Linked DNA regions of Mus musculus: regions 2 and 3 are each linked to region 1. The links are chromatin loops, found by intact Hi-C in ENCODE. Cell type or tissue: heart. All regions are shown on one strand. Each heading gives the region's core, and the rest is flanking DNA. Links, peaks and the distances in the headings are about the cores only. Region 1 overlaps Cobl (cordon-bleu WH2 repeat). Region 2 holds the start of Fignl1 (fidgetin-like 1). Region 3 overlaps Grb10 (growth factor receptor bound protein 10).

Region 1 (11,099 bases), core at 5,813-8,312:
GGAAGCCTCATCCCTTACAGCTAGCTTTTATAGTTCTGAAGATGCACTATGCATGCTACTAGAGCAGAAAAGTAATTATCAGCCTTATCCAGCTGTGACTCCTGCAAGCCACAATAATCATTGGCTTAACAGTACGTGCAGTGGTGGCACAATATTATGGGAGTAACCAACTATTTTCTGATTGGATTTAAAGCCTACTTCACTTCACATGATGAAATCCATACCTGGTACCATTATTGAGAGCCTAAGGCCAGGCATCTCGAGGTCCTAGGAAAGAACCTAGTGAAGAATCAGTACAGTATTAAACCAACTCATCACAATCTATTGTTAAACAGTAGATTAGTTTATCTCTCAGCTCTAATCAGGGAATGTTATTTGTACTATAAGTGGTGATTAAGACAGAGATACACCTTTGTGAGATACACATTTATATAAGCTGACTGCTATAAATTAAGGCATTTAGCAAAAGTTAATGAAAGCATTCTGTAAGAATCAATTGGTTATATAAAACTTATAAAAACAGTATTACATATTTTGTTTCTTATAAATATTGTGCTTCCTATCAATAGTGCAACACTACTTATAATTATTTATACTTTTCTTGCTGGACAGCTGGTTACTATTTATCGTTACAAAGAAATACCAAATGTAAATAAATAAAATAGAGAAAAGAAGTAAAATTTTCAGGAAACCTAGAGACAAGTTTATCTTTATTTTTCACAAATAAGTAAAGCACTGTGTTGACTAAAATAATTATACCCTTAGTGTCTTAAATCTTTACCTCATAGCATGAAATCAAGTTAGGAATAAAACTTTTTAAACATGAAGTGTTTTGAGAACTTCTTTCTGGATTACATAAATTTAAGTCCTTCGAAGAAATAAGGAGTGGCCGTATAAGTGTTTAGGGATGCTGAAAAGAACATTAAGTACTGTTGCTTCCTTTTGTCAGTTAAAGGAAATATGGTCTATGCTCTGAGCACTTTCATCTCCCTTAGGGAGCCATGTGCCATAGTGTAAATCCTAAGTCCTTGATTTCAGTCCCTAACCAAAAGACCTTAAAACTTCAAACTACTTCCCTGCGGAAGTCCTTTCTATTGCAGGTCAGTCTTGCCCTAAAGAAAACAGAAACTTAAGATTCAAACATTGGACCCCAGCATACACTAATGCTTCATGTCTATCTCCAACTCCATGAACTCTCACTTCTAAATTTGTGCTTGGGCTCAGCCTAGCATCAGCAGCATCAAGAAGGGATATCTAAACATGAGAACATTATAAAGCAAGACCACCCATTTCTCATTAGTTCTACAAGTAGTTTAGACATTTTCCAACAGGTAGTCCTGCTTCTAACTGGAGAGCTATTAGCATTTACAAAGAGCTGCTGGGAGTTGGGAAATCAGTTTCTTCAGCCCCCTGAGAGGGTCCCGTGCCCTCAACAGATGATCCTATACCCATGTCTGTAATGGAAACACTAAAGTGAACCCAATGGATATTTTAAGTGCATACATGAAGTTGAGAACAAGAAGTGGTAGGGTAGTAGCAAGGAGTTGAGAAGGAAGAACTTGGGAGGGTATATTTTGTCAAAACTCATTATATACATGTATGAAATTCTCAAACGATAAAACACTAAAATAGATGAGGTAGGAAATGACTTTTTCCTTCCAACTAATAGGTGTTATTGCTGTTTTATTTGGTAAGCTGAAAGACCTACAGTGAGTGCAATGACAGTTATAACACATTTTTCACTGGAGATGAATTCTACTGCCGGATCAATAGACCTCTTTTAACAACGTATCTGGAAAAAGACTAAAAAAAGCAATGCTGACGTCAATTGGCCAACACCACTCTGTGTGCAATGTTAAATCTCCAGGGTTGAAGTGCATGATACCAGCAGGCGGTTGTTCCACCAAGACTTTACATTCATGTTTGCCATCTATTTCCTCTACAGTTTATTGCTGTGCGTCGTTCCCTACGCATGCCAAGCGTTCCTGATGGACAGGCTTCTTCCTGCCTCAGGCTTTTCCTGGTATCTCTGCTGTCCTCGCTCTGATGTTGCTGTCATTCTTCGTTCTCCCACTTTCAGGACAAAAAGTGTTCATTTGTACCTCCCATTACTTTCTTTAGAATTTACATATAAATGCAAAAATGACAAAGACTTGTTTGAGGTTCATTTTTTTTTCTTTGAAGGGGTAAGGACTTTGCAATATGAATTTTAAGTTGATAATATTGACTTATCTGAAATCCCCGGGTACTTGTATTTCTTACTGTTAAGTATACTGCTTTATCTGAATATATCCTTTTTGTATTCAATGTTATCTTCCAGAATTTAGTCTCCGTTTTCCTCAAACATAGATTGTATACATGATTTTTCTGGTATTGTCAATTTGAACTGAATAGACATATTCCACCTACCTTGTGAAACAAAGTATTGAACACGTGCACTCTCACCTTCTGGAACCTAGGATCTAGGATTTTCCACATGTCAGTTCATCACTTCAACTCCTTGAGGTATCTGTAGTTTTCCCATTATTCTGTCCTATGCCAGTCAGCTAGTTTACAGAACAAATGAAAAGGGGAGATGTTTTTTCCTTCACCTGCATTATTCATCCATTCTTCTTTTCCATTCGAGACTCATCAAGAATTTACCTGGTACTAGGCATTGTCTGGATTGCCAGAAAATAAAAGTAGATAACAAACACATGGGTTTTACTTAGCTGTGCAAGGGAGAAATGGTGTCTTTCATTTGACAAATCCTGGTTCTAAGATTTATACAGATGGCAGGGATGCCAAAGAATATAACAGCTATGTCTACAAGGGGCTTTGGCTCTTCCAAGATCCCTGTGCAACCGTGCGGAAACTGACGTACTTACTGTCACTCCCATCATCCAAGACAGAATAGGTAAGAAGGATCATATTTAACATGCAAGGTTAAGCAGAAAGGGCAAATGTTTCTTGCTTACTTTGATCAACTTTTTTTAATGTACAAAGATACGTTTGATCTGGAGAGGTTTTTCATGTTTCTCTCCAGAAGAATCTTTTAAAGGTTGTGCTTAGAGTAATTTTTACCTACAAGATTGTTGTCTTGTTGATCACAATGAAAACATTAGCTGAAAACTATAGGAATGATCTTAGCCGATGCTGGTATGTGTGTGTGCTGAAACAATACAAGCTGGAGCTACAGGAAACCTATACAGTTGAGGGAAAGCCAAAAATTAATGAGAATCTCTCTCTTTCTGTCTCTGTCTCTCTCTGTCTCTATCTTCTCTCTTTTTCTCTCTCTCAAAAAAGTCCTTTGTCTTTTTGTTTCTTTTCTTTTTTATTTTCCTTTTTGCATTGAAATAAAGGACTTTTGTCTGGTCAATAGCAGTCATTTAACCTCAGATCATTAAGTGGGAAATCTAAACAAGAAAGGTAATGTTTATAAAATGGTGGGAAAGCATCAGGATTTATGAGCCAGACATTCAAGCTTGTAGATGATTGTATATAATTACAGCAATAAGCATTTTTGTTTTGTTTTTTGTTTTTTTGGTTTTTCAAGACAGGGTTTCTCTGTGTAGCCCTGGCTGTCCTGGAACTCACTTTGTAGACCAGGCTGGCCTCAAACTCAGAAATCTGCCTGCCTCTGCCTCCCAAGTGCTGGGATTAGCAATAAGCATTTATTGGAGAAGTATCTATTATACAGAAGAAAGGTGGCAGCAAAACTTGAGCACAGAGGGAAGAGTGATGCTGCCTATGAAATCCTTGGCTAAAGTGTAGGAGATATGGGGAAAAAAAAAGGGTGAGAACAGAGTTTCCACAGACACACATCCATACTACACAAACATGAAGGGAAAACAGTTAAGTACATGACAAACACAGCTTGACTGCAAAAGTTCCACTTACAGGATCATAAAGGTCACCTATGACATGGATGGCTAGTCTCTGACACTCCCTGGTTTACCTCTATGACAGAACACCCGAAACCCTGATACAATAAAGTCAGACAGATTAGTATCTGCTATACATTATACTAGAGTCTTATAAAAATTAGAAACATTAATTTCCCCCAGTGCATCTGCCTTTCAGAAAGGCTTCTCCTCTCTGACTTACTCCAGAACCCATCCATGACTTTGTAGGCTACGCCTTCTCCTGATAAGCCAGCTGGAGAAAAAACATGTAATGCCTTTTCTCCATAATGTTGTGCATGCTATCAGTAAAAGATGATAGTTCCCATGTCCTGACTGGAGACCCACAAATCAAGCAGACTAGTCACTGACATGTCCCCTTGCACATTCATAGAACAGAAAGAGCCATGGAGAATATGTAATCCATAGTAAATGCCAAGGAAAAAGAAAAATTAGCTATACTTACTTGTCAGTTTTAATTGGCTTAAGCACGTCTGCTTTTACTATAGGGGTCTGTACAGTAGACAGGGAGACACACTGAGTCTGTAAATTGCATGTGTTTTGTCTCTGAATGTGAAGACTCTGAAAGCCTCTCATTTTAAGTAAAAGCTGTTAACTTTGCAGCTGAAATAATTTGGAGATCTTTTCCAACTGTTTACTCACTGGAATTTCATTTTCGCACCCATTATAATCAATCACACATTGCATCTGTGTTTGTGATGCTTATCAGCTGCTAATTTTCACAGTTTTTGTGTTAATTTGGATCCATAATATGATTCAGTTTGTTCACAACTTTTATAGTTCATATAATCAGATTCAAAATATTTCTATGTGCAAGCTAACATTTCCCATAACCAAACAAACTTTTTGCATTAGAGGTAGGATTATAGCCTTTAAAAAACAAGGATGAAGGTAAAGGCCTTCCACACAAGAATGCAAGGTTCATTTAAACATCACAATCAATTAGAAACTGTTAAGGTCCTAGAGTTCATCTAGTATAGAGTGTTTGCTGCTGGTCTTCTCTTTGAAGGTGTATGTGTGTGCGCATACTGTTGTATAATTCAGACTCAAGGGCTGTGGATCAGGGAAATAGTTCAAAATAATATTTACCTCATTAGTCGCAATGCCTAAACAACAAGCAAACTTCAAACATTTCACTGAAAACCAAGGCCTAACTAGTGCAAGTGTGAGGCTCAGGAAGCCTCTTTGGAATGAGGTCATCTTTCTCTTCATTGGCTGGATGGAGTCAGTACTTGCTGACGGAGTGGTCCCCTTTACATCGTCACTTCTATGTATATTCCAATTTTAAGACACTCAAGTAACGTCTAGCCTTTTGTCTTCTTCTTCTTCTTAAGGAAATAGTTCCTTTTATCATAATGCACGAAGCTGCATAACCATCAGAAGACAGTGTCTGCCAATAATCTCCAGTAAAGAACAGAAGAAAGGAAAGAGGAAAAGGACACAGAAAGAGGAAGAGCTTTCAGGATTATGAACATTGGATAGTTGTAAATTGAGTGAAAGGAGAAATGTGAGAGAAAAATAACCCAAACCTGAGTCCAGATGGAAGAATTGATGTGCACCACACATTCTTCTTGGGCCTGGAATAGACTAGAATTCAAGAACTCCTGCATCTTCTGGTGGGATATAGGAGGAAGTGGCCTAGGAGAAGGTAAAATATCCCCTGCCTCACACAAAGCTGAAAACAGGAGAAGGTCAAGCTGACTCCACCAGAGTGCGTGGCAGGGATACATATACACGCACATGCACATGCACACACACACATGCACGCACATGCACACACGGTGTGATTATAATTACATGGCCTTGCTGCTCAATAATGTTTCCTGTGTAAAAGTTTGGTTTAACTCAGAATGCTATTCCCTGCTGGAGCATATGAGAAGCCTTCCACACAGACCTATGTCCCTCCAGGCAAACTGAGCAGCAGGTGCCCCTCTGCTCAAAATGGAAGCCTTCTGGTCTCCTTGACCCTGACATTCATATTGGCACCTAGGACTCTTGGAGGTGCTGCCTTTCCACTTAGAGAATTAAAGGGAGAGTAATTGTGTCTTACAGTCAGGCTCCTCGCTGTCTGACCAGAGGTGGACAGAGGTGTAAAATTAAGTATATGCTATTAATAGAAGCTTCTGTTTGCGCAGGAGAATGGGTGGTTCTTGGTAGCAATAAAGAGCCTTTGTTTTCATGGCCAGTTTCTCTTTTTGCTATGTGCTGCCTGAACTCTGAAGCACCTCATTGACAGCCTCTCTTTCCAACATTTTTTTTCTTCTCCTCAGTTTTTTTTTTAAATAAGCAAACTTAATTTATGCCACAGTGTCTCAAACGTTTCTTTCTGTGATTCATAGCCATTTTTACTCTGCAAATATGCATATTTTGTGGACAAATAACACATTATTCACATATCTATATATACCACTGTATGTCAGTGTTATATATAAATCCAGTTAGGATTCTAGCAAAACATAGTTTCTAGTGACACTGTAAGTTAAATGAGAGGTAAAACACCATTCTAGGAGTTAACTAGGAGATTATTGAATTGTAGTTGTTGAAATTAATGTCCCTTATAATGAAGTTGCCTTGATCTAGGGAGAAGGAAAACTGGATAGGGCATGTATTCCATGTAGTCATCTAGATATATATATATATATATATATATATGAAAATGCAGATGTGTAAATATGCACACAAGAAGGTGACCTCTGTCCCCCTATCCGTTTCCAGAGGAAATGTGAGACTATTCTTAGTGTTGTTTTCTCCTGTCAGGGAGCCATAAATGTGTTGCTCATACATTTGTTAACCGTCCTCTTTGCTATCCTAACCCCACCTGACAGCCAACTGACAGGGCCAGCTTCAACCAGTCTCCTTCTGGGGAGTTGGCAGCGTGGGTGCCAGGGCAGAATCTTTCCAGGCTCCAGTGAGAAGTAATGCCCACCAACCCACATTCTTTGCAAGCTTGGTGGTCCCTAAGGGGCTGGTTTATTTAAGGCATCTTTGGAAAACAAGTGGTTTTGGCTGCATAAATACAACCACCAGGGGGAGCTCTGGTTATCCTGTTAGTGTACTGCTCTGCAGAATGGAAACAAAGATACAAAACATAAACCCCAGGGCTTTGCTTTTGTGCCGGTCACACAGAACAAGCAGGCTCGGTGACTACAGTCTTAAAGCTGGTCCCTCTCTAGTCGCACAAAGAATGAAATAAAGCCAAAAGAATCAACCGATTTGCCTGAAATCACACAGTTATGGGAAGGCCTGTACTCAGCTTAGTAGATTCTCCATCTGCTGCTGCTGAGGTGACTAGTATGTGGTCACATTATGACTGTGAGCTTATGTGTGTGTGTGTGTGTGTGTGTGTGTGTGTGTGCTACTATATCTTTGTATCATTTATACATATACACATGCATAATTTAGAAACACACTGATGCACACTGTAAACATATGTGGAGGCATACACAACACATATGAGTATCCATGTCATATACATTCATTGCCATGCATTCATCACTGTTGTGGGCACACTATGTCCATATGTACATTCGTAACACGTATACATTCATGCATGCAGACATAAGTGCACCGTGTGTGTGCACATCTCAGTGTATAAGCTGGCACAGTATATGATATTATTACCTTGTGCCTGCCAGTTTGCCTCACTCAAGATATTCATGAGTCTATGTTTGGCTTTGTAAGAAGAACTGTGAATCTGTCCATTTAGTTTTCCCAGGAATCGTTGTTGGCCTCTTTTATTGTCTGTCTTAGGTAACTATGACCAGATACCTAAGAAAACACCACTTAATGGAGGGAGAGTTTCTTTTGGAGCACATTTTGAGGTATCAGGGCATGTTAGCAGGAGCATGAGGCACTGGTCACGTTGCATCTTAGTTAAGAAGCAAAGAGTGAACAAGAGGTCGAGCCAGCTATGAAACATGAAGGCTCCACCCCTGATGACCAACATCCTCCAGCAAGGCTCTACCTCCTAAAGTTCCATAACCTTTAAAAGAAGCACTACCATTTGGAGAAAATGTATTGAAATGCATGGACATATGGAATACATTGTATATCAAACCACCATGATTCCTAATTTGCCACAAGAAGGAGGTCTGAAAATTGAGGAGAGCATGATCAAACCATCATTAAAATGGAGAGTTACCTATCTTTGGACAGGTCAGAATCTCATGCTATCATATTAATATGTTCCGGCTTCCTCCTTTATCATTAACTTTATACTTATTTCTGCATCCATTGGATGTTTGAAGCCTGTGGAGCACGTGACAACTAGAAGGTGGTACATAGTGGGTCTGCAAGAAGGACTCAGCTGGAGACGGACAGGGTTTTGTACTCCATGGATTCACTACTCATAGGGTAAAGGCATGAGGTAAAAAAAAAAGCTACTGGGGGCCCCCATTTTTATAGGTTAATTCTTCAATCTTTATCAGAGCCCTAACAAGTCAGAGCTATTGTTAACATCCTCAGTTTACAAATAAGAAAACTTTGGCACAGAGTAACTTGTCTGAGGCCAAAGACAAGTTCATCCCTATGCCTAGACTTGTTCCTTGCCAGTCATGTCCCACGCACTTAGCTTGTATTCTATTTCCTGCCTTCATTATGCCTGCCAGTGTATGGGCCGGTGTTGTGCATTGTCTCTGGCTTCCCCTTTTTACCTCTGAAAACTGCCCATATACCAACAAAAGGAGAACGCAGAGGATGGCAGCCCTTACCATTTGAGGTATACAGCCAGTGGTCTGGTCATATTTGAAGCTCATGGACTGGGTCCACAGCCACCAGTTGATATGTGTGTTAAAACTCTATCCAACAGCAAGTGCAGAGATTTAGCCAAATCACCATGCTTACATACTTCCCAGACATGGACAGTTCTCAAGACTAGACTTAGACTCTTCTCCTCAGCCACACCATACAAGAGTCCCCTGCCTTGCTGGGGCTGTTATTACATATCAGCAGCTCAAACAAGCCATGCCCTCTCTGCCAGCTCTGAAGGTTAAAAGTCTGTGATCGTGATGTCAATAGGTTAGTTCTTTCCAATGCTCGCTCATTGTTTGGCTCATGGATGACATTTCCTCCACTGCCTGCATAGGTCTTCCTTCTATTTTGGGGATCTAATCGCTTCATCTTTTAAGAATACAAGTCATATTGTCTCATGCAAAGAGGCCTGCCTATGGCCTGACTTACTCATTTACTACTGTAAAGCCCTTTTACACAAAATGTTTCATTCTGAATTTGCTGTGGTTCTATGTTTTTTTTAGAACAAATCTTGGACCATGATTGCTGTCATCATCTCGTGGTTGCTAAGGAGATAGTAGAGACAACAGAGTACGATGCACCCATGCATAATCATGGGACAATACTAGAACCTGACTCTAGGGACTTGGCCTTTTTCAAGCTACTAACTCTGCTGACTTTCTCCACTTACCATGACCCTGTCTCTGAAGAAGCCACTTTCCTGTGGGCATTCCTGTGCTTACCCTAACTGACTTTCATTCTGCTCACAGTATCTAGAGTAGCTGCAGTTCTGAACGCACTGACTTCCCCACTGACTAGCAGAGAAAACCTGTCCGTCGCAGGAGCTGCTTCCAGGGATGGTCAGTAACTGTGACAGCCTGCACCATGCTGAAACCAGAAGCCCCTCTAGCTCATGCTGTCCCTTTTCTGACGTGTACGCCTTAGCCTCCACTGGGGTCTTTCAAGCATTTGTGAATACATGTGCACCTATGTGCTGTTGTTGCTGCTGCATGCACACGTGTGAACACACATACACACATGATTGAAGCCTACTTTGTATCTTAGTTGCATTTGAATTTTGGGATTTATAGATCATTCATAGTCAGCTCAACATGTTTTCCTGTTTATTCTGTTTATTTGCAGAGCATTGTAAAGATGCTTCATATTTATGGACTTCCGAATGTTTTCTGAAATCAGTTACTCATACTCCTCTCGTGTAATGAATTCTATCCATCTTAAAGGTTGTCATGTTGTCACCAGTTTTTCCCAGCTAACAGGACTTCTGAGGAAACCAAGCCAAGATATTAACCATTAGCTACAGATTGTGTTGCCGACTTCCCAGGCAAAAGGGCCCTTGAGACTCTGCTCCAGGGCCTGGCGGCCTCTGTGTTTTGCTTAGACTTGTTTTTGCTTGACCTATGCAAGGCATCTTAAATTGTTTGTATAAACTGCTGAATCAGTTAGTAGCTCTTAATTATAACTTAAAAAAATAACATAAAATGTGCAACATTAGATATTTTTGAGGACATGATTCTGTGGTTGTTGGGGTATTTACATGACTGCACAGCAGACTTCCAGGGCTTTGCCATCTTCCAAGTCTCACTCTGTATCCATTAACTCCAGTTTTGCCCTTTTCCTCAACTTGCCAATCACACTCCCATCTCCTGTTTTACAATAATCTGATGCTCTAGGTATCTCATATAGATGGAATCACACCACATTTGTCTTCCTGGGACTGACTCATTGCCCTCAGCATAATGGCCTCGGGAATCATTCTTACGGTAGCACACAGCAGACTTGCTTTCCTTATAAAGACTCAATAGCTTCCATTGTTTGTGTATACCATATTATCTTTCTCCATTTATCCATATACAGATATATTTGTTTATACTTCTTATCAGGAATAATGCCAGAGGGAACATAGATGTACAAATATCTCTTCAGAGTCATGCTTTCTATCATTTGTCATTACCAATCCAGAAATGGGCTACTGAAATGCTACTTGGTATGCCTTTTGTCTTGGCCTGTTCCAAGAACTGTCACTCTAAAGTTAGAACTAGCTCACTCAATCCAAAGTAAGTCTCATGTGAGTTCTAGAGTCAATCATGGTGACTGAGCCACGCATCTAGAATGCAATGACCAGAAACAAGTAACAGCAAGGGGAGTGAGAGCTGTTTGGGTCACTAAGATCCTTGTGCTAGGAAACTAGGTTGTTCTCCACATAGGAGAGAAACACTTCTGAGCAACCCCAACCTTGAAGTCCTTCAGGATAGGCAAGACTCAAGCTGCTTGGGACCAGCTCTTAACTCTGTTATTACATAATCTCGGGCAATTTAATTGTTCTCTTCTGCAATTTCTATGAAAAGCAAAACTGTCCTTGAGAATTATACAAGCAAATAAATATATAAACATTTAGAGTGATAACCAACGTGAAACAAATCAAAATTAGTATGAAAGTGGCTACAATTC
Region 2 (11,099 bases), core at 5,765-8,264, 480 kb after region 1:
TTGCCTGGGGTGCTCCATGGTCTCTGTTGTTGAGACCTCCCGTGGGTTCCAATGTATCTAAAGCTGCTCTAGTGTACCAGAGACAGGGTCACATAGTTTATCCTCATCTATTTGCTGACAGTCCCTCCAGGGACCTTCATCTTTCTTAAACAAACTTGGAGGATAAGAAGGTCAACTTCTGATAATACAGATTGCTGAGAAACGCTATCACAGGGAGAAGTTATCTTATAAGTTCTTTAAGCCCATGTTAGTCATTTCATCAAACTTTCTGCCATCTTACATGTAAAAGAAAAGTAAAGATGGTTTCTTCATTGTCTACCGTCTCTAGGTGTTACTAGACTTTGTGTTATACGATGGATCTGCTTTCTAATTCCCCCAGGGCTCCAATGAGTTGAACGAAACTCTCTTACAAAGAATAAACAGCGCCAAAAAAATCCACTTGGTTCCATGTCGTCTCCGAGACAAGTTTGTGCTACGCTTTGCTGTGTGCGCTCGCACTGTGGAGTCTGCCCACGTGCAGCTGGCCTGGGAACACATCAGTGATCTAGCAAGCAGTGTGCTGAGGGCAGAGAAAGAATGAAAGCAGAGCTGCTTCAGGTAAGCTAGCTGCACCAGGGACATCTGTTTCCTTGTGGAGGCATCAGGATTCCAGCTCAGTCCCAGCATGGCCACTTAGTGCTGAGTGGCTGTGCAGTGAGGAAGAGAAAACTATCATAGTCAGTCAGGAGTGGCAGAAAGAATGTTATGTGCCATGATTCTACAGAGTGAATTTGTATTCATTTCTGTGGGCTTATATACAATAGTGTATAGATCTTGCTGTATACTTTCCCTTCAGATTTCCCCAAACAGCACTGACCAAAGCAACTATCCAAATAAGCTTTAGCTACATGAAAACAGTAAATGGGATTTTCATGTGACCGTCAGGAAAGACCCAAAGTGCGATGGTAAGGAAGGGCAGGCAGGCTTCTGTGCTGCTTATCAGAGAGGAAGAATCACAGCCAGAGTAATTTATAAAATTTATCACTAGAGATGTTAGATTGGTAACATGAACTCTTTTGTTAAAATGATCTATTGTATTGGACACTGCAGAAACAGTGTATTCCTTCTCTGAAGTCAGTTTAGAAGTACAGAAAATTCTAATTTTTATTATTTTATTTTTGTTTCTGTAGTATCGGGAAAGGAACAAGGATCTTGGCCTTCTAGGCAGGTGCACTACTACTGAGCTACATTGCCAGCTCTCCTTATTTCTAAGTTAGCCTCTAAGTTCTTGCTATTTTTTTTCTCCCATAGAGATCAAAAGTTGAAAAGAAGTTTATCTGAAAACTGGAAAGAGAAAAATAACTACCACTCCGTCTTCGTGAAATCATGATTACATGTGGCGTCATGTGTGTCTCCAACATTAACCAGAAACCTCTGACTGACTTTTTGGTGACTTATCAATGAAGAAATATTTTCTGTATTGTCCAGGGAAAAGTATTTTCTGTGTGGAAAGCTATTGTCAGTGGCTCTAGCTTCTGTTCTTTGTGTGGCCGTGACTTCTGTTGATAATAAGATGTCTTTGTGCTCATAAGGTCATTGGTGGCAGGATAGGCTTATAGAAATAGTTTCCAGGGCAGTCTTTGGTCTTACCTTCAGAGTATATCTATGGCTGTTAACTTATCCTCTGTGTGGCTAAATACTAAATAAACAACCTATGTGCAATACTAACTGTATTGAGTAAGCGTCTTGTTTTACACTGTATCAGACTCATTCTTGTGAACTTGACTAACCCTTTCAGACACTTGGTCATCATGTGTTTAATGAAAGCCTGGTATATGTCAGTCACTATTCAGAATCATTAACAACACTCAAGTTCTGCTTAGATTTCATGAGTTCAATTTCTAGGTATTTACTCAAATAATCTCTGATCTTTATATGGAATGATTCTGATTTTAGAAAAATGTTATTTTTTTGTAGATTTATTTTTAATTGTGTGTGTATATGTGTGTGCGTGTGTGCATGTTGCACAAGGAGGCCAGAAGAGGCCATTCTATCCTCTAGAGCTACAGTTATAGGCAATTATAACCCTTCTAATTGTGGGTGCTAAAAACCAAGTGGGTTTTCTACAAGACCAGTGTGCACTCTTAGCTACTTAGCCATCTCCGCAGTCCCAGCATAAGTGTATTTTGGTCCTTTGGAGACTTTAGAATTGTCAACGGCATTCACATGAGGTCCTTGTGTTACTAACAGGTATGGTCGTTTATATGGAGTATCCACTTGATAGGATCTAGAATCGTCGAGGAGACATGCCTCCAGGGAATTTCTAATTTAGGTTGCATATGGCCACACTCTGAGAGATTATATTGATTATGTTACTTGAGGTGGTGAAAATCAGCCCCCCGGTGGCATCTTCCCTTGGGCTTGGATCCTAGACTGCATAAATGGGAGGTAGGGGTTATCTAAACGTTCTGAATCTTTAGGGAATAGAGTCTAAGATCTCAGCTTATGTTCAAACCCAGGAAGGGTACAGTCTTGTCTAACTACGGCTCATTTTTAGTGCATCCACTGTCTTATTAGAGTTTCTAGTGCTATGATAAAACACCACGATCAAAAGCAACTAGAGAAGGAAAGGGTTGATTTGGCTCCCACTTCCACATCACAGCCCATCAATGAAAGAAGTCAAGGAAGTACTCAAGGCAGGACCTGATGAAGAGGGCATGGGGTAATGTTGTTTTACTCAGTTTGCTTTCTTACAGTAATGAGGCCACATCAGTCCAGGGGTGGCACTGCCTATAGTGAGGCCAGTCTTCCCATATAAATCTTCAATCAAGAAAATGTCCCACAGGTCAATCTAGTGAGAGCATTTTCCTCTTCCCAAATGACTCTAGCTTTGTGTCAAGTTGCTAGCAGCACATCCCATCTTCTTGGCCTTTCTTCAACATGGTGCTCAGACACCAAAACACCCAGCCCTAGAAACAGGAAGAAGCGCTTCCTCCCAGTTAACAAAATCATACACCCGCACTTACTCTATGCCAGGTGCTGCTATCCACATTTAAAAATAGCAACTCAATACCTATTTAAAAAATTCCATAGCTGGGCGTGGTGGCGCACGCCTTTAATCCCAGCACTCGGGAGGCAGAGGCAGGCGGATTTCTGAGTTCGAGGCCAGCCTGGTCTACAAAGTGAGTTCCAGGACAGCCAGGGCTATACAGAGAAACCCTGTCTCGAAAAACAAAAAACAAACAAACAAAAAAAAAAAAAAAAAAAAAAGGAAAAATTCTATGAGGTAAGCTGCATGGCAGTGGGGGGTGGGGGGTGGGGGTTGGGATTTGGTGCTTATGGGACAAGATCCATTTATCTTCCTGGGTAAACCTTGCCTTTGATCCCAACTATACATTATTCAGATAGAAGTCAGTATTCCAAAGCCAGGCAGGCATAGTGCTTTAGTGCTTTACTGCTTCCAGTGCTTAGAAGCCAGAGGCAGGTGGGCAGATCTCTTGAGTTCAAGGCCACCTTGACCTATAAAGCGAGTTCCAGGACAGTCAAGGCTACACACAGAAACCTTGTCTTGAAAAATCAAAACCAACCAAACAAAAGCGAATTGAGAATGCCGGGACGCGTAGCAAGTGCATTTAAATCTGTGCCTACTGCAGTTGCTCACTGGAGCACAGTGACCTCTGGTGGCAGTGATGCGTGATGCTAGACCTCAGGTTTTCACTGATTCCAGGCACTTCAACCTGGAGCTGAGAAAGCCCTAGACTTATCTGGACACAGCAGACAGCCAACAAAAGGCTTATCCTGGAACATCTCTTGTTTAGAACGTAGCAGAGAAAAGGCTTCCTGGAACTGGAGATCCAAGTCAGGCTGACTGAATACGAGTCAGCACACAGAAAAGGCCGAGATAGAAGGACCTGGGAAAGGGATATAGGACAAGACCCCAAGGCAAGGCAGGATTGAACTTTTAACATTGATTGAATCCAATCAATGGCATAAACTCAAAAATGGTATTACTGGTATTCTACTCAGAAAGTTCACATTTGAGGAAACATGGTACTTACCCAATAGCATTTTGGCCTAATGATTGCTGTATTAATTTTTTTAAATGAATAATATAAATTCCCAAATATTAATAGTGTTTACTTCTTTGGTATCAAAATCTGTTTCTTGAGCACTTCTCTCTGTGTGCCATAACCTACCCTTGTAAAAAGTAATGGGAAAAACAATACAAAATTACTAGCAAAGTAAGTTGCTTGCATAAACTGGTAATATTTGAAAAGGTCTTTTTAAAGAAACTTGTGTTGTTCCCCAAAGCAGACATGCAATAAACAGTCACAAGAAGAATTATGGCATGACCCCATAGCCTGTTCAAACTAGAAGCAGAAGAGTCCACACATGGACCAGTTTTTCCTAAACACAGCAAATTCACAGCAGCCAGAGGCCAAACTACCTCAGCTTGACTAAGTCTGCTCTAACCTCACAAGAGAAATGAGCTGAAGTGAGCTGAATCAACCTGTCAGCTCCTTTCCGACAGGCTCGGCTCCCTGCGTTACGAAGCTCACCCTTCTGTTCCTGCCCAGTACCGGCTCTTGTTCTGTTTTGTAGAGTGAAGGTTGCCCCGTTCGGGAATATAAAGGCTAACGAGAACTTTGTCAGACTTGTTAAAATTCTGCCTCTGGTCGTAGGGGAGAGCACCGTCTAATGAAAACTTTTCATTAGGACTGTATGTTCCATTCATGTTAGACTGTATATCCGAGGAATGGCTGGCTACATCTCCAATCTTCACGGGTCCTCTTTCACCAAGGCATGTTTGAAGTGGATTTCAGGATCCAACTGTACTCGGGGAATCTCAGAAAAAGAGACAGATTTAATTTTGTCCCATCTTCTTTCCTATCTCTACAACAGCCCACTTCTCACATTGCTTACAAACATAGTTTTTTTTTTTCTTCCCTGAGACAGGGTTTCCCTGGCTGTCCTGGAACTCACTTTGTAGACCTCTGGCCTCGAACTCAGAAATCTGCCTGCCTCTGCCTCCCGAGTGCTGGGATTAAAGGCGTGTGCCACCATGCCCGGCCAAACACAGTTTTATAAACACTTATTATTGTGTGTTTGTGGGGAAAGGACATGTGCCTAGAAGTCAAAGGACAACTGTGTGGAGTTGTTTTGAATCCTTCCACTTTTTCGTGGGTTCTGGAAGCCACACTAAGGCCACCAAGGTTGCACAGGAAATAAATACCTTTACCTGAGACATCTTGCTAGCTTACAAACACAATTTTTCTGGCAGAGGATGCATATTATTTGGGATCATTTTATTTTCTCTGATCAAAACAAATTAGCCAGCTGAACTGTAACAAGCATTGTCTGAGATTATGGTTATAAACTCATAAATACATAAACAAGAAGAAGCTCTCCCACCAAGGACCAGTTCTGTCTGCTTAGGTGGCAATTTCTTTCTTGCAGGTCCAATAACTTCTGACCATGAAAATAGAGTCTATCAAAAGCAGTTTGTGTTCTCGGTCAGCAAGTTTACTACTTGCATAGCTTAAGCCTTAAACTCTTCCACAGTAGACACTGGGTTGTGAGCCTAACAAAGCCAATTTAAAAAAGACGGACGCCAGAGAATAATGTTGCTTTTTGCAGGATTCCTGGTCTTATAAAAAAATAATTAAAACAAAACAAAACCCAGACTCAGTAGGAAACCGAAAGGCAATTTTGAATTTAGGGGAAAAATAAGACAAGCTAGACATGTTGGCAGCCTCTGGAGGAGGCAGACGGATAAGGGGAAAAGAGACCATGCTTTTGGAGTTAAAGGTCAGAAAGGCAGGCAGGCTCAACAATGCAGGCCTGGGAATGGCTGCATGGGTAAGGAAGGTCTTCAGCCTGATTAAAAATGCCCAGAGCCGTAGAGCAAGCAGGGTTAGGAGTGTTGGTCAGTATTTGAAGGAGATAGGATGAATAAAAGAAAAGTACAGTTTTCCCAGTGAAAACAGGCAGGCTTAGCGATGAGGGTTGTAGACAAAGAAACCAAAAAAAAAAAAAAAAAAACCACCCAACAACCCAGCACAGCCCCCCTCCTCTCCCCTCTCTGACAATCAGCTCCCGACTGCTTGGAGCCTGACCCAATGGCTTGTTATGCCTATACAAACAATTAAGAACCTAACCCTTGGTGACCTCTCCCCAAATTGCAAGCCGTCTTGGTTGGTAATAGAGAGGTGGGGGTGGGGTGAGGTGGGGCCCAAAGCTATGAGGGGAAAGTTCCCTCGGTGACTCCAGGACTGTCCATGTTTTAGCTACCTACGATTAGTTTTTTTAAAAAAAAAAAAAAAAAAAAGCTCTTCAGTTCTTACTGGACCCCTGCCAGCTACTACTTCGGTAATCTCGGTATTCCGTCTAATGCTGGCTGTAGCCTTTGCTAAACCTTCCTGTATTCGAGTCTCACTATTTGATAGCTGCTGCTGAACTGGTTAAGGCCGGAGGGCGCCGGGGCGGGCAGGCTCTGGAGTGGCGGCCCGGAGGCTACACCTCCCCTTCCCCCTCCCGGGCCGCTTTCGCCCTCCCAGGGGACTCGTGCTCTCTACACTCCTGAGCTTTCTTTCCTCTCTCACTGCCTCTGCCTAGGTGCCTTTGCAGCACCTAGCTCGGCAAAAAGAACATATTAAGGCTGCAGTGAACGGGAAGCCAAGGGTTTGCTTAGATTTATCGCCACCGCGCGGGCTAAATCTCCCTCATAGAGCGCGGGCCGGAAACCCAAATTCCCGCGTTAAGGCCTGGGCGGTGACCTCAGGCCTTCCGAGACTCCGCCCTCACGCTGCGTGCAGCGCGCGCTCAGCCGCCCTTACTCTACACGCATGCGCAACGCGGGCCGAGCCGTCACTTCGCGCAGGCGCACTTCGAAAGGCGCGCTTTTCGGTGGCTGCGGTCCCGGCAGGGAGCACAGGTGGGCCCCGGTAGGCTGCTGTTCGCCGCTAAGCCGGCGGGCGGAGGCTGTGGTTGCCATGCCGGGTGTACTTTGGTTTTGTTTTCTTCTGTCCGTTCTTGGCCTCGGGTTGTCGGAGAGGGTGGCCTTGGGAAGCCCGCGGCCAGACGGCGGCTGGGGCTGAGGGACGCCGTTGGGCGTGACGGTTTGGGGTCAGTCAGCCACAGCTACCCCCCGCTAGGACTGCTGGGAATGCTGTAGCTGGTTTGCCACCTAAATGTACTCATTTTGAGTTTCGTGCTTTCGGCAATACTAACACAGGTGAATTTTCTCCGAAAATCAGAAATGCTCCAGCATCTGAACTTGACGCCTAAAATAACATCCTCATCATGAAACTTTTTTTTTTTTTTTAAATTCATTCCTGCTCAGAAAATAGTATCTACAGTTAACCGTCTGGTTATGTAGCTAATGTATATTTTAAGTATACGTGAGTTGTATTTAGAATGGAGTCCCCTACCTGATGTATGTGTCAATACCTAGAAATCAGACACACTCCTGACCCCGAGCAGTTGGACTAAAGATACTTTTCAGTTGTGATAACTGGTTCCAGGCCATACGCAGTCGCTACGGCCTGAGGGGGGAACCTTCCAAAGGGAAGAAATAATAATTCATAATCTATCATATTTCTAAGTTCTGGGGACCCTATAATGCAACAACCTGTCAGCTAAATAATGGTGCACGCTGTTTCTCCCCAGGTGACGACATAGCTTAAGAGATATTCTCAGAGTCACTGCTGAAAGAACAGATTATGTATTCAGAATTCAGGGCCTGGGAAATGGCTTAGTGGGTCAAAGCTGCCGAACCTGAGGACCTGAATCCCTAAGAACTGTCCTGGTAAAAAGAGAAAATTCAGTTCCTGCAAGTTGCTCTCAGACTTCCCCAATTTATTACAATTAATTAAAACTTTTATGTCCAGTGTCTAAAGCTAGGTCTTACAGCTTCAGATCCTGTGTTCTAAATTCCTATGCTACTTTGCCACTAGTAAACTAGAGTTCTGTAAAGTTCAAAAATGATGTCTGGAATATAGTAGGCCCTCCAGTTTTTAATCATTTTAGTGGATACCATGAACTACGTACTAAAGAAAATCTAAATACAATGAGAAGTAGTTCTTGTTTGCAGAAGCTTCCTGTCTAGTTTGAATGACCAAAACATTCTTAATCAGAAAATTAACAAAGTAAAGAAAATTGAAATGTAACTCGGTTGCCCATACTTTATAGATTTCTATCAAGCACAAAGGTTAAAATGACTTAGAAGTGTTAGATAATACGGTCAGTACTTGTGTCATTGAGCAACAGACTGTTTTGGGTTGTATGTAGTTGTGGGATATGACTGACTGGAAAGGAAGGAAAACTTGGTCGATAACTTCTAAATACAAAGATGGTGGTGGAAGAGGACAGTTTTTGGAGAATGACTAGAATAGGTGATTTTAGGTGATAGACTGAAATGAAGCTATAAAGATAATTATAATCATTGCGAACCTTTGTGGAGGATATTTTCCAAGTTACTTCTCCTTCAGGTTCTTTTTTTTTTTGAGACAGGGTTTCTCTGTGTAACCCTGGCTGTCCTGGAACTCACTCTGTAGACCAGGCTGGCCTCGAACTCAGAAATCCACCTGCCTCTGCCTCTGCCTCCCGAGTGCTGGGATTCAAGGCGTGCGCCACCATGCCTGGCTTCCTTCAGGTTCTTATTTCTGGTGTTGTATAATGGAGAGTAAAATAAGGTTAAAGCAGATGAAAGCAGGGCTACTTACTTGCCTCAGAACTGTTGATCCAGTTTCAATTTAAGTAACAGTTTGACTAGATGTTAAGTTTCCCATTATTATAAGCAGAGATGTATGCTTACCTACTTATAATGTGGTAAATTTTTTCCACAGCATTGTCAGAGATAATAGCTATATTAACCAGGAGTGGTTACCCTTTTACTCCCGGTGCTTCAGAGGCAGAAACAGGTGAATCTCAGAAACAGGTGAGGTTGAGGCCAGCCTGGTCTACAGAGTGAGTTCCAGGGCAGCCAGGGTACACAGAGTAACCCTTTCTCAAAAACCTACCACCATCACCACCATCAAAGCTGTATTAAATATAGCTCACATAGAAAGTATTGATTATTTAGCTGTACTTCCAGATAAATAGAAATTAAATTTAAAATGTAGATATTCTTTTGCTTTATCATAGTTCTTAGGGAACCAAATGGTTTTCTTAAAATTTTTTCATCTTAGTATCTAGGCAAAAAGTTGTACATTACAAAAGTAGTTTTTTCATTATTTAGTGGTAGGTTGGGCACATTTGTGTCAAGCTGTGCATGTGGATGGCAGGGGACTGCTTTCAGGAACCACGTAGGCCTGAGAACTTAACTTGGCAGGCCTGTGCTAAGCTCTCTCCTTGGCCCCATTGTATATTTCCCTAAGATTCTTTACAACAATGTGAAGGGGCTTATGAGACTATCTCAGGAAAAATCTGAAATAAAACCCCTATCTAGTAGACTATTTGGCTTATTCTTAGAGTTTATTTTTTATAGGTTTTAATTTTTAACACTGAGAAATGGGGGAAAATTTGGAAGATTTGTGCCATCATGTTTCAAGTGTTTATTCACGATAAATCATTAAAGATATGAAACATGTCACCATCTTTCTGTTCCATGCAGCTCATCCTGTGCTGATAACATCGAGAAGTGTTCAGTGCCTGGTAAAGTACATAGACCTTGCTTCACTTGGAACTCGGCCTTGATTTCTGCCGTTGGTCATAATCAGCAGAGTTCTCTCTAGTGAGTCAGTTCTTTAACTCTCTCAGCTCAATTTCCACATTTGTATAGCAGGGGTACAAGTCTTCAAATCATTTTCATAATCACCTGATTTGATTCTCACAATGGTTCCTTCAGAAAAATATGAACATCCAAAAATTGTAAGTGGCTTGCATAATATTATCTGATTTTTCTTAGAAAACAGCCTTAAGATTTAAAGTTTCATTATGGCATCTTCATACTTAGTTTTGACCTGTTCCCCTCAGTGCTGCCTCCTACCCACCTACCCTTTCCCTTGTTCCTTCCCTCACTAGCCCCTCTTGCCTTCCTGTTACCTGTCCCATTGCCCTATTTCCCTCCTCCCTAAGGATGTCTACCTCCTCTCATGACCACCTTTTGTTTCCATGGTCTACAAAATACATACGTAAATGCACACACACACACAACACACACACACACACAATTTCTAACGCTTTGTACCTTCTTATTACGTGAGTCATTGCTCTATTTCTCAACTTCCTAAAAATCACAACCTCTTCTCATGATCCCCTTCTAGTTCTGACCTACAAACACATATAAATGTGTATGCACATAAAATCTCTAAATCTAGATTTTGCATTCTGAATGTCTTATTTTGCATAGCGTAAGATTTTCAGTTGCATTGATTTACTGCAAATGTCAGGATTTCATTTTTCTTTCTTTTTTTTTTTTTTTTTATGGTTTTCGAGGCAGGGTTTCTCTGTATAGCTCTGGCTGTCCTGGAACTCACTTTGTAGACCAGGCTGGCCTCGAACTCAGAAATCCGCCTGCCTCTGCCTCCCGAGTGCTGGGATTAAAGGCGTGCGCCACCACGCCCGGCTCATTTTTCTTTTTGACTGCATAGAACTTCATTATGTATTTATATGTCATCATTGATGTACATTGAAGTTGTTTTGTTTTATGGCTGCTGTAAGTACTATAGTTATAAACATGGATACACTAGCATTTCTGTGGTGCGTGGACTTAGAATTCTTGGAGTATATACCCAAGAGTACAATATTCAGTTTTTTTTGAGCAGCATTTACATTGATTTTTCTAGTGGCCAAACAAATTAGCATTTCCACCCCCAGGGAATAAGGGTTTCTCTTTCCCTATATCCTTGACAGCATTTGTTTTGTTGATGACAACTATTCTGACTGGGAAATAGAATCTCAAGGCAGTTTTAATTTGCATTTCCCCATGACTAAGAATGTTGAACACTTGTGCAAGTATTTATTAGCTGTATTTCTTTTGAGAACTGGTTAGTTCATTAGCACAGTTTTTGATTGGAAGATTGAGGGATCGTTTTTTCAGTTTTTTATATATTCAGAAGGGTATGTGTGTGTGTGTGTGCTAATGAGTGTGTACATTGTGGCCAAAAGAAGGTGTCAGA
Region 3 (11,099 bases), core at 5,061-7,560, 320 kb after region 1:
GATAATGTTTACTCCACAGTGAAGACTTTCTCTAAGACACTGATGCATGCTGGTCTGCAGTGAGTCTTCACAGAGAAGACATTTCAGTGGAGTTAAGCACTGTTAGCAGAGATAACCAATCAATAGCTATTAGAATCTAGCATCTGCTAACTACCTCATTTTCTGCTTTACCACTTAGCACACATGTGGCTGGCCACTTTGACTCTAGATTCAACTTTTATTTTATACTAGAAGTCTCTGGTTTAATAATTCTACAAGATGAAGTTAGAGCACGGGTCCTTAACTCATCTATCTTTTTGGCTATCTTTTTAAATAGTATACTTTCATGCCTAATAACTGGAATTTGGTTGCACAACTCATAGCTTCTTTTGGGGTAGTGAATGACTGCATCCTGGCTCCTAATGTAAGGACAATGGAAAGAGTTGGCATTTGTCTACCTCATGGTTTACCCTGTGGCACTTTTCTAAGGAATGGAAGAGTGGAGATGTAGCTAACCACAGAGTTTGACAACTATGACTGGATGTCTAACTTCCTGAAAGACTGTAGCTTGATTAACTTAACCACCATTTAGTACCTACTGTGTGCCAGACCCCACTGTTAGGTGATGAGGCAAAAATGAAAGAACTTAGTTCCAGCTGTCTAGAAATTCAAGTTTAATGACAAAGGGAGATAGAAGATTGAAATCCATGTCAGGTGAGAAAGGAACTAAAGAAAGTAATTAACATGTAATAAGGTAATGTGTCCAACTTTTGACTTAGGTGATACATTGTTTATTCTTTACTATAAAATACCATAACCAAAAGCTGCTTACAGACCACTTTATTTTGGGTTATAGTTCCAGAAGGGAGTCCATAATGGTGGGAGCATAGCCGCAGTCAGTCAGAGCAGGAAGCTGGCTGATCAAATTTCCATGAAAACTCAGGAAGCAGAATGATGGTTTTAACCAAACATAGGAAGCAAAGAGGGAGCTGGAAGTGATCTGAGGCTATAAACCCCTAAAGCCCACCCCCAGTGATGAGATTCCTCCAGTAAGGCTGCACCTCCCAAAGGTTCCGTTACTCTCCAAATGGTATAACCATCTGGGAACCAAGTGGGAGGCATTTCTCTTTCAAATGGCCCATAGGTCATTTGTTAGTCTCCATTGGGGTAATTGAATGACTCAGCCCCATTTCTCTACCTGGAAAAAAGAAGTAGAAAAATGATAACTTGACTGGTTTGGTAGGAATATTAGAAATAGCTAGAAAAATAGCCTGACCTGTGACATGTGCCACATAGAAATGGCACCTTGTAGGTACAGAGAAAATGGCAGCTCCGTTTTGTCCTTGTCATTACTAATTGCAACCTAGGGCAGAAATAAAAAACATTTTTCCTATCTGCATCTAGCTTATGAGGTCTGCATGGAACTTGTTCTATCAGGATACACATCTGTCACACTCTGAGGAGAGCCTTTGCTCCTGAGTCAATTCTTTAAGAAGGTGCTGCTTGCCTGGCTGTGGTGGCTCATGCCTTTAATCCCAGCACTTGGGAGGCAGAGGCAGGCAGATTTCTGAATTCAAAGCCAGCCTGGTCTACAGAGTGAGTTCCAGGACAGCCAGGGCTACGCAGAGAAACCCTGTATCTGGAAAAAACAAAAATTAGGTGCTGCTTAGGGCCATGTATTTATTTTTCATAACATAAAAACTGTTCTGAAAAGAGCAAGCATTCGTTTAGTAACTGTCATAATCCCTTCAGACTACTACAAGCCAGTCCCACAGCTTGGGTGGCATATAAGTAACAGAGATGTACTGCACTCACCTCTGCAGACTGGAAGTCCAAGATGGAGGCCTCTGCAAATGCAGCACCTTCCTCATTACTGCCTTCTGGCTGTGTTTGCAGCCGTGGGAAGGGCATATGTACCTGATCCTAGTTCTAATACAAAGCCCTCCTGACCTAATCACTTACCAGAGGTCCCACCCACCAATACCATGGAACTTGTCTCTAGTACCATTCAGACCTTAGCAGGAACTCCGTTCTAGTATTCCCTTAGCTAAGCCTTAGAGAGTGGGATTCATACCTCCCAGTGCATTCCAAGAGCATGTTGTAAACATGAACCCCAAGTGATCCTGCACTTTGGGCATATTAGGAGGTGGCTCTGGGTGTTCTAGTCTACACAGCCCTGGTCTGAACCTGCTTTGCTGGTGATGCTGCAGTCTAGTCTGTTCTAGAAGCCAGCTTTTGTCTCCTGGGTTTTTTGGTTCTGGGCTTTCCTGGGATGGCTTTCAGCCTCTGATGCCTTAACACTGAGACTCTTCTGAGAGCCGAGTGCCCTTTCTACGACTGCCTTGCCTGTAAACAGAGGTGGCGTCAACTTCTCTCTCTTAAGCACTGAGCAGACCCATGCTGGGAGGAGTGCTGGCCTCTGGAGTGTGTTTATAGACCAAGAACTTCACTCTGCCAAGAATTCCTTCATCTGAGGATACAACCCTGCTGTACCTTCCCACTTCCCCCTAAGCTGAAGCCAAAAAACATCCCTTCTTGAGCCGACCCCTTTCAGTTGGGAGTCCATGCTCACATTCCTACAGGACATACTACTCCCTGATAGGTGCCACTTAACCTAGAGCAGGTTTTAACTTCATAGATGGAATTACTTTTCCAAAAGTTGTTTAAAAAAAAAAAGGGATTTCATATCCTTCCCTGCTACTTTATATTTAACACCATAACTCTTTTCCAATGCTTGTTGAGTAAGTCTTCGTTATGTTTGGATTTTTTTTTTTTTACTGACATAAGCATTACACATATTGATAGGTACCATGTGATGTTTTAGTGCATGCATACATTGTATAATGTTCAAGTCAGGATAAACGTTCTTCTCAAATAATTAATCTTTGTGGTAGGCATTTAAAAATACGAAATGCTTCATGAATAGTATAGAGACATGGAGCTTGTCTATTTTAACATCTGTATCTCAGTACCTAAAAGAGGTTGGATAGGTAGTTTGTACTCACTTAAATATGTGTTGAATGAGGCAGCATTGGGTAGGTGAATAGATTTTGAATTTATGGAGTTAAGTTCTTAAGTGTACAGTGTTTCTATTTAATATGATGATAAATATTCCTTAGTGTCTCGTTTGGTTTTAAAACATTGACTCTTTGAGAGCTCAATACCCATGAGTGACAGACTTTTGGGCCATAACCTTGAGTTTCCTTTTCCAGTTCAGTGTTCTTAAACTAATATTTTTAGGGTTGATGGAAAATGGAAACCTCTAAAGTGACAAGTTATTTATATGGTTTCTTGTACCCAGGCTTCTGCCTGATTTATGATGTAATAGAAAAAGTAGAAATTGAAATGAGAAGGTTGAAAAGAAACAGTTTAAATTGCTAAGGAGGACTTGAAAGACACAGTTTATCGCTGTCTTTTTGGAATTTTATTTTGTAGATTGTGCATACATACAAGATATCTTCTAAAAGTAAAAATAGAAATTGCATGGCTGTATCTGTGCTTTTGAAATGTAGTTTGCAGCTCAGGTCTTTGGTTCTCATTTGGCAGGGTGAAACATTTTGGTAGTGGAAAATTCCTTTTCTGTGTTGTATGGGTCTTTGGTGCAGAATCCAAGTCACCTTAAAGAACTGGAAAGAGACTTAGTAATGTCCAGGTGCTTCCTTGAGCACTGTGAGAGGATACTATAAAATCCAAGGAAGGACACTTTCCTATGGGACACTTATTGAACACTGGGTGCCAGTTCTTTAGCTTTAATGAATGGAATCATTGAGTAAAATAAGTAGCTTTCCTTATTTATTTTAAATGGAATTATTTACAGATCCCTAAAACATAGTTTTAAAAATAAATCTCATAGGAATCAAAGTACAAATCAATTAATCATTTTGTTACTGTTTTGTTGTTGTTGTTGTTGTTGTTGTTGTTGTTGTTGTTAGAAGGTGGGTGATTTAAACAACCACTTCCTGCCACTATCCTGAGTAGTGACCAAGCATTACTTTTATACTGAAGATTCGTTTTTCTGAGGAAGAGGATCCCATGCTAACTGTAACTCACTTAAGAAACAGACAGCATTTCTGTGCCCCTGTAGCAAGCCAGTGCTCTCAGTACCTGGAGAGGCTAAGACTCCTTTGCCTCAGGGTTTTTCCTGTTCTTGTTTTGTCTCCTAACTTGAGGATTTCCTTCATTACCTTAAATTGATTTTCTCAAGGATTCCCTGTGACATTTCTCCCTGGCTGCACTGGTATCAGCACTGTTCACCTGAGGCCATTCTGAAGTCTGACTTGCATGAGTCCAGACCTATGATAGCCATCATGAGCAACATCCATGCCTGTCTTGCCTCAATCTCCTCAGATGAGGCATGTTTGAGAGGGGAATGCTGGGCAAGTTGAGAAAAAAAATAGGGAAGTGGCTCTAAATTGGGGATAAAGAGACTCTTAGGGTTTTGCTCCACACAAGGATCAAGTGCACAGGGGCTAGGATCAAGAACCCAGAACAAGTGGGCCCTGGGTGGTGAGTGAGCAGCTCTGAGAGAGGAAGGTAACATAAGGCTAGAGCAGGGTTCTGTCTTTGAAGTCTGAGCATGGAACATTGCTTAATTCTAGCAGAGGCCTGCCTAAATAAAGCAATAAGACTGGGACCTTAATTGCCCATGTTTGAAGGTATCTTAAAGTCTTAAGTTTAAAATTGCTTTTTTATTGTTTTTTTTTTAATGTAGGAACTGTTAGAGCCATGTGTGGTTGTACATGCCTATATTCCAAAGACTTGGAAACTGAAATAGATAGCCAGAGCATGTCTCAAAAAAACAAAGCAAAAGTAGTCATATTGGTGTGTAGCCATTACCCAGGTCTAGCCACAGAACTCTTCTCCAGGTGCAACTCTAAACCCATAAATGCCAGCCCTTATCCTCTCCCCCTAGACTCTGGCCACCTCAAACCCTCCCTTCTCTTTCTTTCTAGATATGTGTAGTCTTTTTCATTTGTACACATATATTTCAAGATCCCTAAAAGCTATAGATGCTTGTGTTTCAAGTACAAAATGGTGTTGGGTTTGCTTATAAAATAGGAACACTTTATATATGTTACTACTTGATTATTTATAACACCTAATTCTATAGAACTATAGGCTATAGGCTATACTGCATTGCTTTAGAAGGATGGCAAAAATCATCTGCAGATATTTAATGTACGTGTATAGATTTTTCCCCCAAATGTTTTTGCTCTGTGGTTACTTGAATCCATGGACATATGAAATCTTAAAGGAAACTAATAGTACCTTCATTTATTTTTTTAACATCTTTCACTTAGTTATTAAATATGCTTAATAATAAAATATTAGTGAATTAGTGCTTCCCTTTGTAACATTTCTCACATGTTTAATTGATTGATTTCTGCCCCCTCAGATTGGAGTGTGAACAATGACAGTTGTTCAATACCAACAACTGTTTTTTATAGTGAAGTATTGTTCCCTAGGTCATTGTTTTTAGCTTCAAGTGTACTTTAAAAGAGTGTTGATAATCATTTCTGTCTTTAAGCCTTTTTACCAATTGCCACAAAATGACCAATCAGAAAACAAACAAAGTAGCATATATACTGATTTGTAACTGAGTTTTTAAAAGACTTTACAAAAACAGAAGGTGCTTAAAGAAGAAGATCCTCTTATTAGGATGACAAAAGGTAACATGTTCAGTTAACAAAGTGCTGTCACCAATTCTGGTCACACACTTAATCAGAAAGACCAAATACGTGCTGTGTGTCTGTATCTGACTCAAGTCCAGGAAAACGGCAGCAAAAACATGGTCCAAAATTAAGTACCAGAAATTTCTCAGGTAGACATGCTTTTTAATTCTTCCTTCCCTGTCATTAAGTCACATAGACACACAAGCTTGCCTATAGCTCTTCATTTCCCAAGAGATGTACAGCCAGGGCAAACAAGGAAGGTGGTGAGTGTTCCTGGGGGGCGTGGAGGGGGGCTTACTGTGAAGATTGGGCCACCACAATGGATACATCACATGCATAATGCAAATGTCTTTAAGACAAAATAATGTAGCGAAGAAAACCCAGAACCACCGTTAAGCTCCAGTTCACGTAGAAAAGACACTAGATGGTGCTATGAACCAAGAAGTGTGTTATTTGCTAAGGTACTAAGGTACGCACGCCCGCATGCCCGGGCGGGGAGAGCCTCCTCTGCTTGTACCTCTCCCCTCTCCGTACCCTTTCCAGATCAGCACACCTCACTTGACTTGGGGGAGATATTTGCCAGTCATGGCTTATGAGCCAAATAAGAATTTATTTAACTAAATTTATATGTATTTCCAATATTTCCAAACAGAACTAGCCTTGAGTTTGTTAATGACAGTGAAGCAAGAAGAGATGTGAATTTTAGATCAGATGACCTCAAATATTTGGGGCAAAGTCCATGCCCAGTTGCAACTTGGCTCTTTATGGAAGGGAGACAGCTACTAAGAGTTTTATTTGGCAGCCATGTTTGTTCAGGAAACACATTCTTACAAATTCATTGGAGGTGAAATTGCCTTTATGAAGCCATTTTTCTTTTCTTTCCTAGCATTCTTTCTGAAGAGGTACCCTTGTGGAACTTGTTTCATCAGAGCATATCAGTCTGTCTCCTTCTTCCACTTCTGTTCACTGGAAGAAAGCCTTTTCCAAATGGTTTATGATAGCTCTGCTCAGGTTCACGGGAGTACAAAACAGTTTAGCAGTTAGCCACACGGGTAGAAAAGACACACAAGGTCCTCACTGAGAAAAATATAAGCTTGTAGAACATTTACAAGAACTGAAAGTGAGGCTGGTAAGATAGGTCAGCGGGGAAAGACACCTCCAAGCTTGACAACCTGAGTTTAATCCCAGACCCACATTGTAATTAGAAGGAGAAAATCAACCTAGACGTTGTCCTCTATCCAGCACCCAACTGCTGTGATTCATGCCTTGCCATAAGTAAATATTATAATTTTCTAAAAAAAAATCTAATATAATTTTATTATATCTAACTCCAGTACTTAAAAAATAAAATTAGTGTAGACCCTTAAGAATCAGCTGTTTAAACATAATTTAGAAGATTTCATTTTTAGTCTACATTTGAATTTTAGGAACTTCAAGTAAAGTCTTATCAGTAATTGTAAAAAAAAAAAAAATCCGAACATATAACTTAGTAATTGTCCTCATAGGACATATTAAAGTTGGTTTTTGAGTAAACCATTGTAGAACTTTGAGGCTTTACTTTCATTTTGACAGCTCTGAAAAGCTTAAAGATTTGGAGGATCTGAGCATAGCAGCTATATTTGATTAGTGAAGACCGTAACCTGGTAATTGGATGTTCTCAGATTAGCCTGGTATCCTTTCAAAGACCACCCAGTACAGTATATTCAGATGAAGAAATTACCCACTCCAGAGGAGAGGACAGCAATCTGAACGTGTTGTCTCTTCTAGAATCTACCTGCTTTATATGAATAATATTTGAATAGTATCAGAATTGCTTTGGCTTTGGCTTTACTACAGAGAACCAACCCAGGAATTTACCTGTTCCCCAAAAAAGAAATAGGACAGGAGACACCAGGGACTGCCACCAGGGGTCGGCACAGCCAAAGACTACAGCAAGCCCAGGGAAAAATAGCCATGAATGATAATCTGCCAGCACGAACCAAGCCATTTCATTTTCTCAGAGGCTGGGAGCGCTGTCGGACCAGGAACTGTGTTGCCAGTGGGTTTCTCTAGGAATAGAGCAGTAGAAATAGGGAGGGCTCGGTGTCTTACAAGGCTCTTTTCTGTCTAAACGCTTAGGAAGTAGCTCTGCATGGAGCAAAACTTGGTTCTTTTAGTCAGTGAATGGACCTCTCTCTCTCTCTCTCACACACACACACACTCTTTAGTATAGTGAACTTTGCGTTTCACCCTGTGTTGCTTCCAAAATGATCTGTCATCATAGAAATGCTTACTTTTGAGTAGAAGCATGGGTAATTCTTAATGGTTCATTGTTAACAAAATAATTGTTTGGGGGACAAAATAATTTAAATATGTTAATTAACCCTGAATGTAGATGTGTCAGGCACAGATTCTGGAACTGTCCTGTCAGTGCCAGACTTATGAACTCTAATGTAACTTCTGTTCCCACTGAGGTCTTCTCCTTAGCCATCCTCTGGTTCCCTCCTTTCATAAGTGAACTAAATGCTGCTCCACTACTATATCTGGTGAGGCCTTTAAGAGGCATGTCCCTTCGGAAGACAGCAGAACCTGAAAGTGTAACCCCTACCCGCCCTACTAGAGTCTTAGATCCTTGTTACCTAGGCAACCCCTAGCTGGGCAAGTGCTCTGCTTTGACCCTCAGCAATTCCCTTTGTGATACTTAGTTTTTTGGTCATTATTAATTACCAGTTCATCAGTTCATCACTTTTGTCCATTTAGTACCTGACTATAGGGTTAATATGTGACTACTCAGAACCTTTGCTGTATCAAGATCCTCTTTCCCCTCCTTGCTTTATCTATATACAGGTCCTTGACTTCATTACCAATCCGAATGCTTGTGTGCACCTAACTACTTCTCTCTTGGGCCACAGCCCACTGCTCCCTCCCTCCTTGTCAGCATCTCTTACACATGGTGTCTGCTCTTATTGCAGCAGTGACTATACCAGTCACCACTATTTTCAGCAACCTGCTACCTTGACTCTCCTAATGACCTTGGAACCTGAACTGCCTAGATGCACCATGGGTCACTTCCGCTATTCAGTTTCCATAATGTTCTCTCTTATATCGCCAAACCGGGGCCATTCAATGTTCTGCTTCTGCCTGTATATTCCCATAATTGTGCTCTGTTCCTTCACCCACCAGAGAAGTACTAATCCCTGGAATGGACAGTTTCTTTCTATTTCTTACACCAAGCCAGGTATTCTTTAGTGGGTTTTAGTATCTTTTGTTGTCACATCCTTTAGTCTTAAGAAACAAGAGAGAAAGAAAGGCCACCTAAGACATCGTAGTGCTGAAGAACAAAATCCTAGGCAAGGACACTACCACAGAATTAGTGGATTAGTGGCCCAGCTAGATCTAGAAAGATCCTTGAGCCCATTTGTTGCTCATAGCCCAGGTCAAACAAGCATCTAAATCTATTATCAAATCCAAGATGCTTTCTACTGCTTAAGGTTTTGGGGGGTGGGGGGAGCAAGTAACTTCATTCCTTAAACATGCTTCCTTGGCTGGTAGACCAGTTGCTTGTTTGTGTTGTTTTTCTGAAGAACAAGTGAAATGGAGCTGCTTATTCTGTATCAGACTCTATTATAAAACAGTCCCCTGGGTGATGGATATATTGCTAACTCTGTATTATACTTGAAGAGACTTCTAACCAAAACCTCTGGTATGTTGTCCTGGGCATGGAAGCTGTAAAAGCAATCTGGGCATGACAAGCAGGTTCAAAATGCCTTCTCTTATTTCTTACTATACTTTGGAGGCATTGACCTCTGTGAGAGTGATTGTCTTGCATACTGTGACAACCTTGTTTGGGGTTGTCACACCTGGCCATATCTTACAACTTGTGAAATGCTATGATACAATCAGCTTAGGTCACTTCTTACCCTATTGTTAAGTTGACACTTTTGGAAACACCTTCACAGCCAACTTCTGCTATTCAGGCTCTTACCATCTTTCCACCCCTTCTTCCTCAATGCTCCCTTAAGAACAAGAGTTGTATTGTAGATGTATCCGTAGAGACTGAGCACCCCATGATCAGTTCTTTATATTTTGTCTAGCTAGCTTTCTGTAATGGTTTCTATTTGTTGCAAAGAGGTGAGAGCTATAGTTATCTGTAGGTGTAAGGATGAGTTGAATCCAATTAGAAGCTATGCTGGTTTATTAAAGTGATATTTTAAAAAAAAAATCTCTAATATCCATGACTAACTTGTACTGGGAAATTGGGTAGGTTTCCAGCACTGGTCTTAAGTCAAATTAGAGAAATCATTGGTTGCCACCAAGATATGGGTGCCACTATTGCACTGTTACTGTCTTGCCATGCTGGTCACTGTTGTGATTCATGGGTGTTATAGCTGGTAGGACTGTTGGTCACCATGTTCGCTTCATAGCTTTCATAGGACCTTTTGGTCTTCTGAAAGCTACTCCTAAGGGAGGAGATTTTCAAGTCAGATCCTGCTTGGGTGTTCCAGATCTTATGTCTAAACTTCATGGTATCTTTAGCAATAAGGACGTACCTTCAGCTTCCAGAAGCAACCAATAGCAGCTGCAATAGCTGTATTATTCTGAGGGTGTCTTGGACTCCCCTGATGAACAACCCAAAAGATTTTTTTCATGCTTATTTGATAATATATAGCTTTTTCAGGAAGCATTGCCATCCCAAATGGAATAACTTCATTTTGAACTATACATGTAGTATGTATACACACAGACTTAACTTGTATTGTATGTTACTAATATGATTTCATAGTAATATTAAAATACTATTTGGTTTAGGAGCCTGATCATCCAAAGATAACCATTTTGGTGGAACTCTATACCCTCACTGACATTTTTTTCTTCTCTTGCCATTTTTTATGTACAGAGCATGGTCTTGGGCTTCAAGTACTAATGAACAACGATATTAACTCGTCCGTGGAAAGCCTTAACTCAGCTTGCAACATGCAGTCTGATACTGATACTGCACCACTTCTTGAGGATGGCCAGCATGCCAGCAACCAGGGAGCAGCATCTAGCTCCCGGGGACAGCCACAGGCGTCCCCGAGGCAGAAAATGCAACGCTCGCAGCCTGTGCACATTCTCAGGTGGGCCAGAACATGTGCTGTCTGCACAGACAATGCGCTCTGCTCTCCAAATGGTGATGGGCAGTGACTGTAAAATCAAGTTAGATGAGTTTGTTCTCTTAATAGCAGCTACAGTTGTTGCCCTATAATCTTGAGGAAGCCGACCCGCAGTCCTAAAGCCAAAGCACAGTCCTGCCCCCTACCCTTGTTTACTGTAGTTTTCCCTACACACACAGAACAATGGTGAATTTTGGCTTATTAATTAGACACTATAATATGTACAACAATAATTAATAGTACAAAAGAACAATTATAATGCTAATGAAGTCATATGAGTGAGTTCTATCCTTCCTGTTGTGATAGTGAAGTGACA

What was found. Peaks named below come from ENCODE experiments on the same cell type or tissue, not always from the same donor. Only the 100,000 strongest peaks of a DNase experiment are listed, where the experiment ranks them.
Region 2: it touches region 1 in a loop (5-fold over the local background); 21 of 42 quality-filtered maps call a loop at or near these places.
Region 3: it touches region 1 in a loop (3-fold over the local background); 4 of 42 quality-filtered maps call a loop at or near these places.

The regions. Positions count from the first base shown.
Region 1 is chr11:12,287,414-12,298,512 of GRCm38, reverse strand. All of the region lies in intron 9 of Cobl (cordon-bleu WH2 repeat), which reads left to right. Among named protein-coding and RNA genes, the nearest start is that of Gm12002, 22 kb to the left of the region's middle. In heart, for the core only: no CTCF peak of the experiment used is centred there; a DNase peak (open chromatin) is centred at 6,912; H3K27ac peaks cover 526 bases.
Region 2 is chr11:11,804,709-11,815,807 of GRCm38, reverse strand. Fignl1 (fidgetin-like 1) reads left to right here and starts at 6,846. Exons shown (of 3, transcript NM_021891.3): 1 at 6,846-6,913; 2 at 9,593-9,712. It overlaps Ddc (dopa decarboxylase), which reads left to right. Exons shown (of 15, transcript NM_001190448.1): 14 at 380-597; 15 at 1,291-1,707. The coding sequence ends at 580. In heart, for the core only: CTCF peaks have their summits at 6,690 and 6,897; a DNase peak (open chromatin) is centred at 6,797; H3K4me3 peaks cover 2,500 bases; H3K27ac peaks cover 2,274 bases.
Region 3 is chr11:11,970,071-11,981,169 of GRCm38, reverse strand. It overlaps Grb10 (growth factor receptor bound protein 10), which reads left to right. Exons shown (of 17, transcript NM_010345.4): 3 at 10,528-10,747. The coding sequence starts at 10,554. Among named protein-coding and RNA genes, the nearest start is that of Grb10, 62 kb to the left of the region's middle. In heart, for the core only: a CTCF peak has its summit at 6,076 (motif pointing right); no DNase peak of the experiment used is centred there.